2 separate regions of the Homo sapiens genome follow, and region 2 is linked to region 1. Evidence: chromatin contacts called from ENCODE Hi-C or POLR2A ChIA-PET data. All regions are on one chromosome and are shown on one strand. The core of a region is the stretch at or near the end of the contact, and the rest is flanking DNA. Distances in the headings are between cores, read along the strand shown. Region 1 overlaps RFTN1 (raftlin, lipid raft linker 1). Region 2 overlaps RFTN1 (raftlin, lipid raft linker 1).

What was found. A loop is a pair of places that touch in the nucleus more often than their neighbours do. ChIA-PET counts read pairs that join two places held with the same protein, here RNA polymerase II (POLR2A).
Region 2: a map of B cell shows a loop between it and region 1 (2.5-fold over the local background). The contact joins two enhancer-like sites. A Hi-C loop is called at or near these places in 6 of 168 maps with a recorded cell type or tissue (B cell, CD8-positive, alpha-beta T cell, aorta and 3 more). POLR2A ChIA-PET finds 5 or more read pairs at or near these places in 5 of 52 experiments (CD4-positive, alpha-beta T cell, CD4-positive, alpha-beta memory T cell, OCI-LY7 and 2 more).

What each region holds. Positions count from the first base shown.
Region 1 is chr3:16,409,999-16,415,436 of GRCh38, reverse strand. The region is part of intron 3 of RFTN1 (raftlin, lipid raft linker 1); the gene reads left to right. Among named protein-coding and RNA genes, the nearest start is that of RFTN1, 100 kb to the left of the region's middle. RefSeq lists an enhancer at 351-440. Within about 2 kb of position 3,790, at least 3 of the 41 ENCODE cell types and tissues checked have a DNase peak (open chromatin) inside an H3K27ac peak, as active enhancers do.
Region 2 is chr3:16,453,723-16,458,859 of GRCh38, reverse strand. The region is part of intron 2 of RFTN1 (raftlin, lipid raft linker 1); the gene reads left to right. LOC124906220 (a long non-coding RNA gene) reads right to left here. Exons shown (of 2, transcript XR_007095840.1): 2 at 1,896-5,137. Among named protein-coding and RNA genes, the nearest start is that of RFTN1, 57 kb to the left of the region's middle. RefSeq lists an enhancer at 2,462-2,981. Within about 2 kb of position 3,794, at least 3 of the 41 ENCODE cell types and tissues checked have a DNase peak (open chromatin) inside an H3K27ac peak, as active enhancers do.

The DNA of each region.
Region 1 (5,438 bases), core at 2,541-5,040:
GTGTGTATATATATATATATATATATACTCAACTGTCTACCAGACATCTCAACTTGGATGTCTTCTGGATATGTCATATTCAACATATCTGAAACTTGAATTATCTTTCTTCCCCCCTAAGCCTGTGCCACCCAACCCTTCCCCATGATAGTTCTGGCAAAGTCATCCATTCTCCCAGTTGCTAAGGCAAAGATCCTTGGAGTCATCTTCATCTGCTTTCCTCCTTCCACACCCCACAACCTGTTCATATGAAAATCTTGAAGGTTTTACCTTGAAAATATAACTGGAACCCAGCACTTCTCACTGCTGCTAGGACACTGTTGCCAACCCACTCTGAGCCATCATCATCCCTTGCCTGGACCACTTAGATGGGCTTCTGGCTGCCCCTTACAGCCAGAGGGATCCTTTTAAAATTCACCAGATCATGTCACTTCTCTGTTCCACACCCTCCACGGACTTCCTCTGTCATTCTGAGTAAAAGCCATTGTCTTCACTGTGGCCTGAATGTCTATACTATCCATCTCCCCTGAGGCTCTCCAACTGTGTCTTCCTCCCTGCACCCCTCTGCACTGAGCCCCGGCCACAGGGCTTCTTTGCATGCCCTCAGCTTAGGGCCTTTGCATGAGCTGTTGTTCCCTCTGCCTGGAGAGCTCATGCCCTGGATGAGCCCGGTCCCTTACCTCCTGGAAGTCTTTATTCCAAATTTCACCTCATCAGTGCAGCTATCCTGACCACCCTCATTAAAACTACAACTGTCTCCCTGCTGCCCCTGCCATTCACCTTACCCTGCTGCTGTGTTTCTTTTTTCCTTTTCTTTTCTTTTTTTTTTTTTTGAGATGAAGTCTCACTCTGTTGCTCAGGCTGGAGTGCAGTGGTGTGATCTTGGCTCACTGCAACCTCCGCCTCCCAGGTTTAAACAATTCTGTCTCAGCCTCCCAAGTAGCTGGAATTATAGGCGTGCACCACCATGCCTGGCTAATTTTTGTATTTTTAGTAGAGATGGGGGTTTGCCATGTTGGCCAGGCTGGTCTCGAACCCCTGACCTCAGGTGATCCTCCCACCTCAGCCTCCCGAAGTGCTAGGATTACTGGCGTGAGCCACTGTGCCCAGCCCTTTTCTTTCTTTCTTTTTTTTTTTTTTTCAAGACTTCCCACCATTGGGCATACTCTGTTAGGTGCTCATGCATGTCTATTGCTTATTGTCTTTCTCCTCCTATTAGATTGTTAGCTCCACAAAGGCAGAGGTTTTGTCACTTCTATCTATTGATGAATGCTAAAGTATAGTACCTGACACAGTAGTAGTGTGGTCCATATTTAATGAATGAATGAGTAATGAACTGTGAAAAGTGCTAGGAAGGAAAAGTAAGAACACAATTATAGATGATAATAACAGATCAGTAGCAGGTAGGATTTGTTGAGCCTGGATGTTGTACCTCTGTGCTAAGGGCTTTGCTTCTTTTTGTCCTATTTAATCCTTACAGCAATGTTAAGAGGTAGCTCCGTATAATATCCCATTCATTAGTGAAAGAAACTGAAGCACAGAAAGTTTAAGTAAATTGCCCAAAGGCTCACAGCTGGTGTATTACCTGCCTCTAGTTAGCTCTAACACCGGTAGCCTCTAACTAATAAATCTATTGGAATTATCATACCAAGTTGGGGATGGCGAGTGATGGGGAAGCATATTTTATTATTAGTCATGCTCTCCTCAGAGTGTCTTTATTTAATTGGAGAGTGCTTAGTGTTAATTTCCAGATAAAGTAGGTTGGGGGGGCTTTTGCTGTTAGTTAACCCTGTGTACGTCTCCAGAAATGCATTCTGTGTTTTCTTTTTCTTACTGTTTAAAACCAGATCTCTCTGTCCTTTCCAAAAGTGGAAGTCATCTGGACTTCTGTCCAGGGGAAGTTTGGTGGTTTCCCATATTCTTTTCCAGGATGATACAATGACATGGCCCTTTGGGGAGCATACCTGGTATTTCCACTACCCCATAGGAAGGTGGCAATGCCTGCTCAGCTGGGAGTTTCAGGTTAATGCTTCTTCCATAGAAACTAGATTGATAGCGGAATATTTATTCCTTTGTCCTGTGGTATCTTGGACAACCAGGCCACAGCCCTGGAGGTCACTTCTAGGACATGTCCACTTCTGTCTCCCAGGATAGTCCTTGCCCTCAGGGACACAGAACACTCCTCACCTGATGGAGCTGCTTTCAGATGTCTGGCTGGATTTTGTGGGTTTGGGCCTAGGCCTGGTCACCAGTGGGTGGCCTGTTCTAAGCATGAAACTGCCATGTCTTCCTCCTCAGGAACTGTGTTAGTTTTCTGTTTTCTTTTTTTGGTATTAGTTTTCTATGCTCTGTAATAAATGATAACACATTTCATGGTTCAAAATGGTACGTATTTATTATCATATGGTTTCTGTAGTTTATCAGGGTTCTTTGCTTCAGAATTTTATCAGGCTGTAATATCAGTGTTGGCTCAGGCTGCAGTCTCATCAGAGGCTCAACTGAGGAAAGCCCCACTTCCAGCCTCCCTCAGTTTGTTGGCAGGAATCATCTCCTTGTAGTTGTAGGACTGGGATCTCTGTTTTCTTGCAGCTGTTGGCCAGGGACTACCCACAATTTCTTGCCATGTGGCTCTCTCCTTCTTCCTGAAGCTTTCTTCTTCAAAGCCAGTAAGGGATTCTCTAGCTCAGAGGGAGTCATATAACATAATGCCATCACAGGAGTGACATCCATCACCTTTACCATGTTTTATTGAGTAGGTGCAAGTCACAGGCCCTGCCCCCACTGAAAGGGCTGGATTGCACAAAAGTGTGAACACCAGGAGGTGGGGATTGTTGTGGGGGTCATCTTAGAGTGTGTTTGCCACAGCAACCATGGTCTCCCCACCACCACCTCACTCCCCACCTCCAGTGCTGAGAAGCCCAGAAACTCCCTCTGGCAGCTCTATAGGGCTTTGCTAGTGGATTTAATGCTGTTTTTCATAGGATTAGTGGCAAGGAGAGAGTTTCTGTGTGACTGTGCCTTCTGCCTTCAGCTCTTCCTCTGTGAGGCCATAGCTGCACCATCACAGAGTGCTGACTTCAAGGCTGGGCAGCCAGCATCTGTCCTCAAGGGGTTTAGGGATTTTTCCCCCTTCCTCTCCCTTTCAGCCATTCTTCAGTGTAATAATCCTTTCATTTCAAATTGAGGAGCTAATTCCCAAAGGCAGGAGAACGCCTATTACTTGCTCACCTATTCCCCCAATATGCATTAGATTTGCTTTTCCAAGAAACCATAGGCTGAGATGTAATTTTCCATGGTTCATCTAAAAAATTTGTAATGCCTATTTTTCTTGATCTTTTGTGCCCCTTTCAGTTCAGATGTAACTGAGTTAATTATTTGAAGAAATGAACCAGAGCTTCCTTTCTTGTTATAGAACTTCTTGTTCCAGAACCAGAGATGGTACTTATTAGATTCTATGCTAAAGATTATTCCCTAGAATCGATCTGGGCTGTGAGTTGCTTACAGACCAACTTGTCTTCCTTTTGTTCATCCTGTGAATGTTGTACTTAATGGATACAGCATTGACTTATTTAAAATGATTATAGTTTTTTAGTCTATTCATTTGAAATCTCAATGGATATTTCTAAATAACCTCATATAGCCTGTTTCCATGTAACAGAACAGCTGGATTTTAGATTTTAGAACCCCCTCTCCCTCATCCTGATTTTTGTTGTTTGAGACCTCACATGGTACGTATGACAGTGTGTCTTGACCAAGTCTTCTTTTCAAAGGTCTGGAATCATCTGCCTTAGTTCCTCTTAATATGTCTTTTGTTTGGGGAGGAAATGAGAACATGAGTCTAGTCTCTGACCAAGTATTAAGGCAAAAAGGTTAGGGTTCAGAATTGGTTTATTCTTTTGGGATTAGTTTGTTCCAGATTGAAATCAGTTTATTGTTTTACATTTTGAATGTATGCGCCACAGTACCCTACCCTTGGAAGGGTATGTTGGAAAGAAAAATAAAAATAAGCTATTGAAGTTTGCTTACCAAATCACAGTTGCACACCTGGGGAAAACCAAATCCTCTTTCATTTTTTTCACTTTTAAATTTAAGGTGAATCATACACAGATGGTTAATGGTAGCAGAAATTGCTTTTAATGCTATATAAGAATCTTAGAAATTTATTTAAAACGTTGCAGCAAATACACAGTTAGAAACTGGTGAGATGCATGTATCTCAGGAGTTCAGTGTGGAAGTGCCTGCTTTATGCATTTTCTGGACAGTCCTGCTCTCACAGGGACTTCAGGGGCCCCTCTTTGGTAGAACAGCCTCATAAGTGGGCCAGGAGGGCTCTGCTCCCTCCTCCACCAGTGCAGATTAGCTGTGTACATGAGCCCTGGACAAGGAGCTGGGAGCCTTGGTCTCTAATTCCCACTCCCCAATACCACCAGCCACCTAGAAGAGACAGCACGTTCTGCCAGCCTTTAGCTGCAGTACCACTCTTGTTGCCTTATGCCTGGCTGGGCCAAGGAATCCTCTTCAATTTCTGACACCCACGTGATTTCCACTCTAGTGTCATACAGGAGCCCTGCCTGTGAATGGCTGTGAAGTGGTGGAATTTCCTCCTGGTGACCACTTGCTGCTGGCTCTCCTGAATGGGTGCAGTTTTGAACTGTGCTGTATCACAGGGATGTCTATGTGGTGGTGCTTTGGAAAGCAGCCCCTGTGTGCAGAGATGGCAGGGTGCGCTAGGAAGCCTCTCCTTTGACAGCAAGACTACAGGCCTTCACCTCAGACAGCCGTTTACACCCACGCTGTTTTCCCAGAATTTCTTTTAGTTGCTCAGTAGTCTTTCTTTAATGCATCTTTAATTTCCATAGATTTTGCCAGATTGCCCTCTAAAGGGGTTGAACCCTTTTAAAGTCTTTTAAAAATTAATTTTTAATTTTCTAAGTGATATAGGAATATATTCTTTTCATTTAAAAATGAAAACAATTAGGGATTATGGCTAAATTCACTTTTGATCACCACCCCCACACCCATACCATCACCACCCATCCCCATCCCCATCCACATAAGCCTTCCCCATTCCCCAGGGGTACCTGCTATTATTGGTTTGGTGTATGTCTTGCTTGTTCTTTTTCTGTGCCCTGGCGGATATAAACCAATGGGACATAGACATTACTGGAGTGAGAGTTTGTGTGTGTGTGTGTGTGTGTGTGTGTGTGTGTGTGTGTGTGTGTGTATAACATGTAAGCTGTATTGTACCAAACCCATCATTCTATAATGATGTGTTTTACATGATGCTACATCTTAGAGGTCTTACTATGATGTGGATATGTATATATTACTTGAGTAGTTTCCATAAACCATTTTTCATCAGTGCCTTTTTGACGTTACTTTCGGGAAAGAATCTGGGGCTTCATTAAAGACCCAATGATTCTTTTTAAAAAAAAAAA
Region 2 (5,137 bases), core at 2,545-5,044, 43 kb before region 1:
GATTTTTGTACTTCTAATCTGCTAGAAAAACAGATGGACAGATTCATTATAAATGTGTATTTAAAAAGAACAGCTATATGGCCTGAAGGACTGCCCAAAGGGAACTGAAGTTTATGGAAAGCATTATGGTTTTGAGAATTATTTGGCTTCTTGCTGTTTTGTGGATCTGAGTTTTTAGTTGCTGGAATTTGACATCTAAATAAGAGGCTGTTTGCTATGATATGTAAATAGAGTGTGTGGGTCGAAATGCTTGTCATTATGCATGTTGAAAGGACAATTTACGATTTACAAAGATGGAAAAGCTCAATAAAGATCCACTATTGAAAAGCTACTGCAAAAGGAAAGCTATAGATAGATGGGCTTCTTGCAGATGAACAGAATTAATGACAAGTGAAAGGAAAAATTCACATCATGAGGAGGGAAAATGTCTTCCAAATGTCAGTGAGAGAAACACTTTTCCTTTTCCTTTCTGCTGTATCCTGGGCATAGCACCCCACTACCTGAAACTCCAGCACCCCGAGCATACCTGGACCTGAATAATACAGCAGAACATGCTGCAGCAATCTATTTCCATGCTTGCCCCTGCTGGCTTTGTACACCTCTATTGTCTAATCATCTCATCTTGTTTCCTTTTATCTTCCTGGTACCTAACACAAGCATGGCACATAGTAGGTGCTCAAAGAATGTCTGTCTTAGTCTATTTTGTGTTGTTGAAACGAAATACCCAAGACTGGGTAGTTTATAAAGAACAAAGATTTTTTTTTGCTCACAGTTCTGGAGGCTGGGAAGTCCAAGATCAACTTGCTGGCAGGTTTGGTGTCTGGTGAGGGCTGATCTCCACTTCCAAGATAGTGACTTGTTTTTGCATCCTCCAGAGGGGTGGAATGCTGTGTCCTCACATGGTGGAAGGCAGAAGGCAAAAAGGACCAAACTCTGTCTGTGAAACCCTTTTATAATGATATTAATCCACTCATAAGGGCTGAGCCCTCATGACCTAAGCACCTCTCAAAAGGACTCACCTCCCTTCACTGCTGCGTTGAGGATTAAGTTTCCAACACATAAATTTGGGGGAGACACATTCAGACCACAGCCATGTCTATCGAATTAAGTCTTAATGGTAAAAAGTCTCCTTTGTCTAATAGTTGTGTGTATACTTATTCCCTGCTCCACTGTGAAATTAGTAATGTAATTTTTGTTTCAGGCAGCACTTGCCACTTTCAATCAGAGGCACCGAAACAAAAAACTAAAATTTTATTACTTAAAATTTACAGAACTAAATAAGTGGTATTTGAGGTAAGTTTGTAATGCTTATATTTCTGAAATTTCAGCATAAAACTGTATTGAGACTTTTGGGATGCCTTGTATATCGTAAAAGAAGGTATAATGATAACCGGCATTTATTGAGTACTACTATGTTCTAGAAATGTAACCCTTCATAGGATTCCTATGAAGATCCTACCAGTTAAATATTGTTATTCTTCCTTTTTATACTTGGAGGAAGATTAAGAACTCATGCAAGGTCACTTGGCAAGAGGCCAAGCCAGGATTTGAACCCAGGAAGTCTAAATCCAGAGCCTGGGCTCTTAACCACTGAGTTAAACTGCTTCTTAAGAAGACTTGCCTCCCTGCAATGTTTACTGAAGGGAATGGATTTACCCAGACAGGCCTGGCCTTTGGTAGAAACGCTGCACAGCTCTGCGTAGAAGCAGTTAGTCATCTGTACTTGCAGAGGCTGTAAAACAAATGTGGTGAACTGTAAAAGATTAAAGAGCCTGTTTTCCTGCCAGCTACCAGAAAGTTTCACATATACTTATTAAAGTTCTTATAGCAATGGCATCTGTCATTTAAAAAAAAAACTTTTTATTGACACATAATACACAGAGTGTTTGTTTTTATGACAGAAGTGGTTCTTGAAAGAGTTGACCTCTCTATAACTCTAACACATTTCTATGTCAACCAGACATGACTCTAGGTCAGTGGTTCTCAGAGTGGTCTGGGGACCCCTGGGAGTTCTTAAGGTCCCAACTATTTTCAAAATGATACTAAGACCTTTGTTCGCCTTTTCCACTCTTATTCTTTGACAAGCGTGCAATGGAGTTTTCCTGTGGCTACACGACCCATGATGGTATCATCACTAATTAATATGTGCTTGGATATTCTTATTTTTAAAATGTCTTAGTTTTAAATGTTCTAACGTGAAGAATATAGATAGATGTAACCCACATAAACAAAAGTTCTTAGGGGGGTCCTCAAGAATTTTTCAAAGTGAAAAGTGGTTCTGTAATCCTTTTCTAAGAGTTTGGTCAGCGGAGGGTGTTTATTACTTTTTAATAATAAACTTATTCCTAACATACCTGAGTTTACAATCACCTTCCAATGTGTAAGAAGTTGAATGAGATGAAATTAGAAAGATAAACCATTCAGAAAGATAAACCATTCTCCTTGAGTTTCCTCTCATCTTTTAGGATGCTCCCAGAGGCTGGAGTACCTTATTTTCTAAAAAGAGGGGTATACTTTCTACCACAGATCTCCGAAGATGGGGTCTTTATTCTAACTTGCTAGGCATTCTTTTGAAAAGAACAGCCCTGGTTACTGTAATTGTTAATAAGGCAGCCTGTCGAGTGCCGGAATCCATTTTTCTGTGTGATTAGAACCCGGCTGCATTCCTCCTTCCTGACATTTCATCCACTCTGCTTCGAGGTCTTAAGAATTAGCTGTTCTTGGATTAAGTGCCCTTAATCAGCTCATTTTACATTACAATGTAAAGTTTCGCTCATGTTCTGCAGAGAACTTGATTTTCATTTGCTGTCCTTGATCACAGAATAGTAAGTGGATTCCCAGGAAATTTCATGAAGTGGAATGATAATGCAGAGACGGGGGTGGGGGCGGTGGGAGGGAGGTGTCGGGGGATGTGAAACTAATTGATTAGTTTAGAATCTTCTAATTTCCATGAGGAATGGAGGAGCCCAATTTGTATTTCTTCTTGGCATCATGTTCTCACAGATTGTCTGATGTTTCATTATCATCTTGACAGAACAGCCGATGTAGAATTATGTTGACTAGGATATCCGTTGAGTTTTTGCCATGTGCATTAATAGTCCATGATTAGATTATTTTGACTCTACTAGTTGGTTATCTGAGAGCTTGAGGAGTTAAGAAGAGAGTGTCTCTGAGTCCTGAGTTTTCAGTGCCACTGTCCTTTGAACACAGCAGACACCTCCACCCCCAACACCAATATACTGGGCTTTGAGGACCATAAATGACTGGTGTTAATGTCCTCTCCTAACAAAACTTGTGGGCAGAATGCTCCCCTATTTAGAATTTTCCTAATCCTTACATACAGCTGGCTTGAGTGTTTTCATCTGTCAGGACTAGTCCTTTGCCTGGTTTCAGTGTTAATTTGCATGCTTGTCATCCTAGGGTTTTGTTTTCCTGCCCCCAACCTGTTTTTGGAGTCTCTTCCCAGTGGATTTGAAAAATCCTGGCTACTAGCGTGAGGATTTTCACATACGCACACAAAGTAGAAGTGAACAGATTGTGGCTTTTGCCAAATAAGCCTCTTTGGTATTCCTCACCCCCTGAAAATAACATCATTTCTCCACGTAATCGTTATAGAAAAACACCACAGAGCAAATGCTCCTCACAAACACACGCCACCTAAACAAACTGGGCAGGTCATATGCTGCTGTTGCTGCAGCTGTTTGCTGATCCCAACAGGGTCCAACTCTTGTGAGCAAGGAGGTGTTTATGGCGTGGAGACAAAGCCTGGCTGCAGTGGGAGGGTTGCTGGCCGCCAGCCCTCATTTATCAGCCTGTTTTTCCTTACCCTTGGAAGACCTGGGATCTTCATGGGAGACAGCATGGTGGAGAGGAGGAGGCTGGGTTTTGCTGTCTTGTCCTTCCCAGTAACTGGTTCTGTATTTGCTCTATCCTTTGTTTTTGTTTTTTCAATCACGTAGTCATTTGCTAAGGATTTATTGAATTCTAGTTATGGACTAGGCAAAAAGCTAGTTGTGAGGAGAAGAAAATGAACAAGACAAAGTCCCTGCCTTCCCTGGGAGACACGCCAGAAAACTGTGATGGTGAGTGCTAGATGGTGCCTTGACACAAGGAGGGAGGCCTTGGTGTATAGGTTGAAGAAGTCTCTTCTAGAAAGAGTTGTGAAGGATGAGTAGGAATTCTCTAAGCAGTTAGGGAATGAGGAGGAGAGGAGAAAGGAGAGATTTGTGTCTTATGTATCCATCTACCCAATTCCCCCATTCCTGCCACCATGCAGGCATTATGAATTGATTGGGAACTGTTTCCCAGTGAGCTCACCCTTGGCTTCACAGTCTTTCTCCAGACGTGGCTCCAGGCAGCCTCTCACACAATCGTCCTCAGACTTGAGTGAGCAAACAAGTCAATGGCCCTGGTTATTGAAATGCAGGTCTGATTTAGTAGATCTGGGGATAGCCTGGGACCTGCATTCCTAATGTAAACACACTCTTCCCACCCCTAGATGATCCTGATGCAGGTGTGCTCACCAGCTGCCACTTTGCTGAGAAGTCAGCACGGCATGGTCTCACTCCATAGATGGACTGTGAATTGATAAGACCAATGTGGGGCAATTTGGCAATTCCTATTAAATTTTGACCCTGTAAAGATATATAAGAGTGGGTTTTTAGAAAATCATCATTGTGATAGAAACTATTAAAATCTATGGAAATGACTCTCATTAGGAGAGCAGAAGGTGACTAAGGAGACCTGGTTACAGTGGCAGCCTTGTCATCTAGGGAAGCTCAGATCTGGTGGAGCTCATACTCCTTGTAGAGGTCTGGCATCATGTCCTGTTCACCCCTGGCTTTGACTTTTGTCTTCTGCCTTCCATTTCTGCACTGTGGGAAGGAAGTCCTGGGATATGGAGAAGGTCAATAACATGTTATTTGCATTTTGCATTATTTGCATTATTTGCATTTTGCTTGCCTTAATTATATCACTCTCTCTTTATAAATGTCTTTGAATAACACTTTTAAAATTAAAATTGGAAAGTTGAATTTGCTTTAAATATTTGCTTCATTTATTTTCTTGTATCATACCCTGAAATTAAGCATGTCTGGTTTATGCTTGATATTTGTAACCACTGTGTAACTATTCTTAT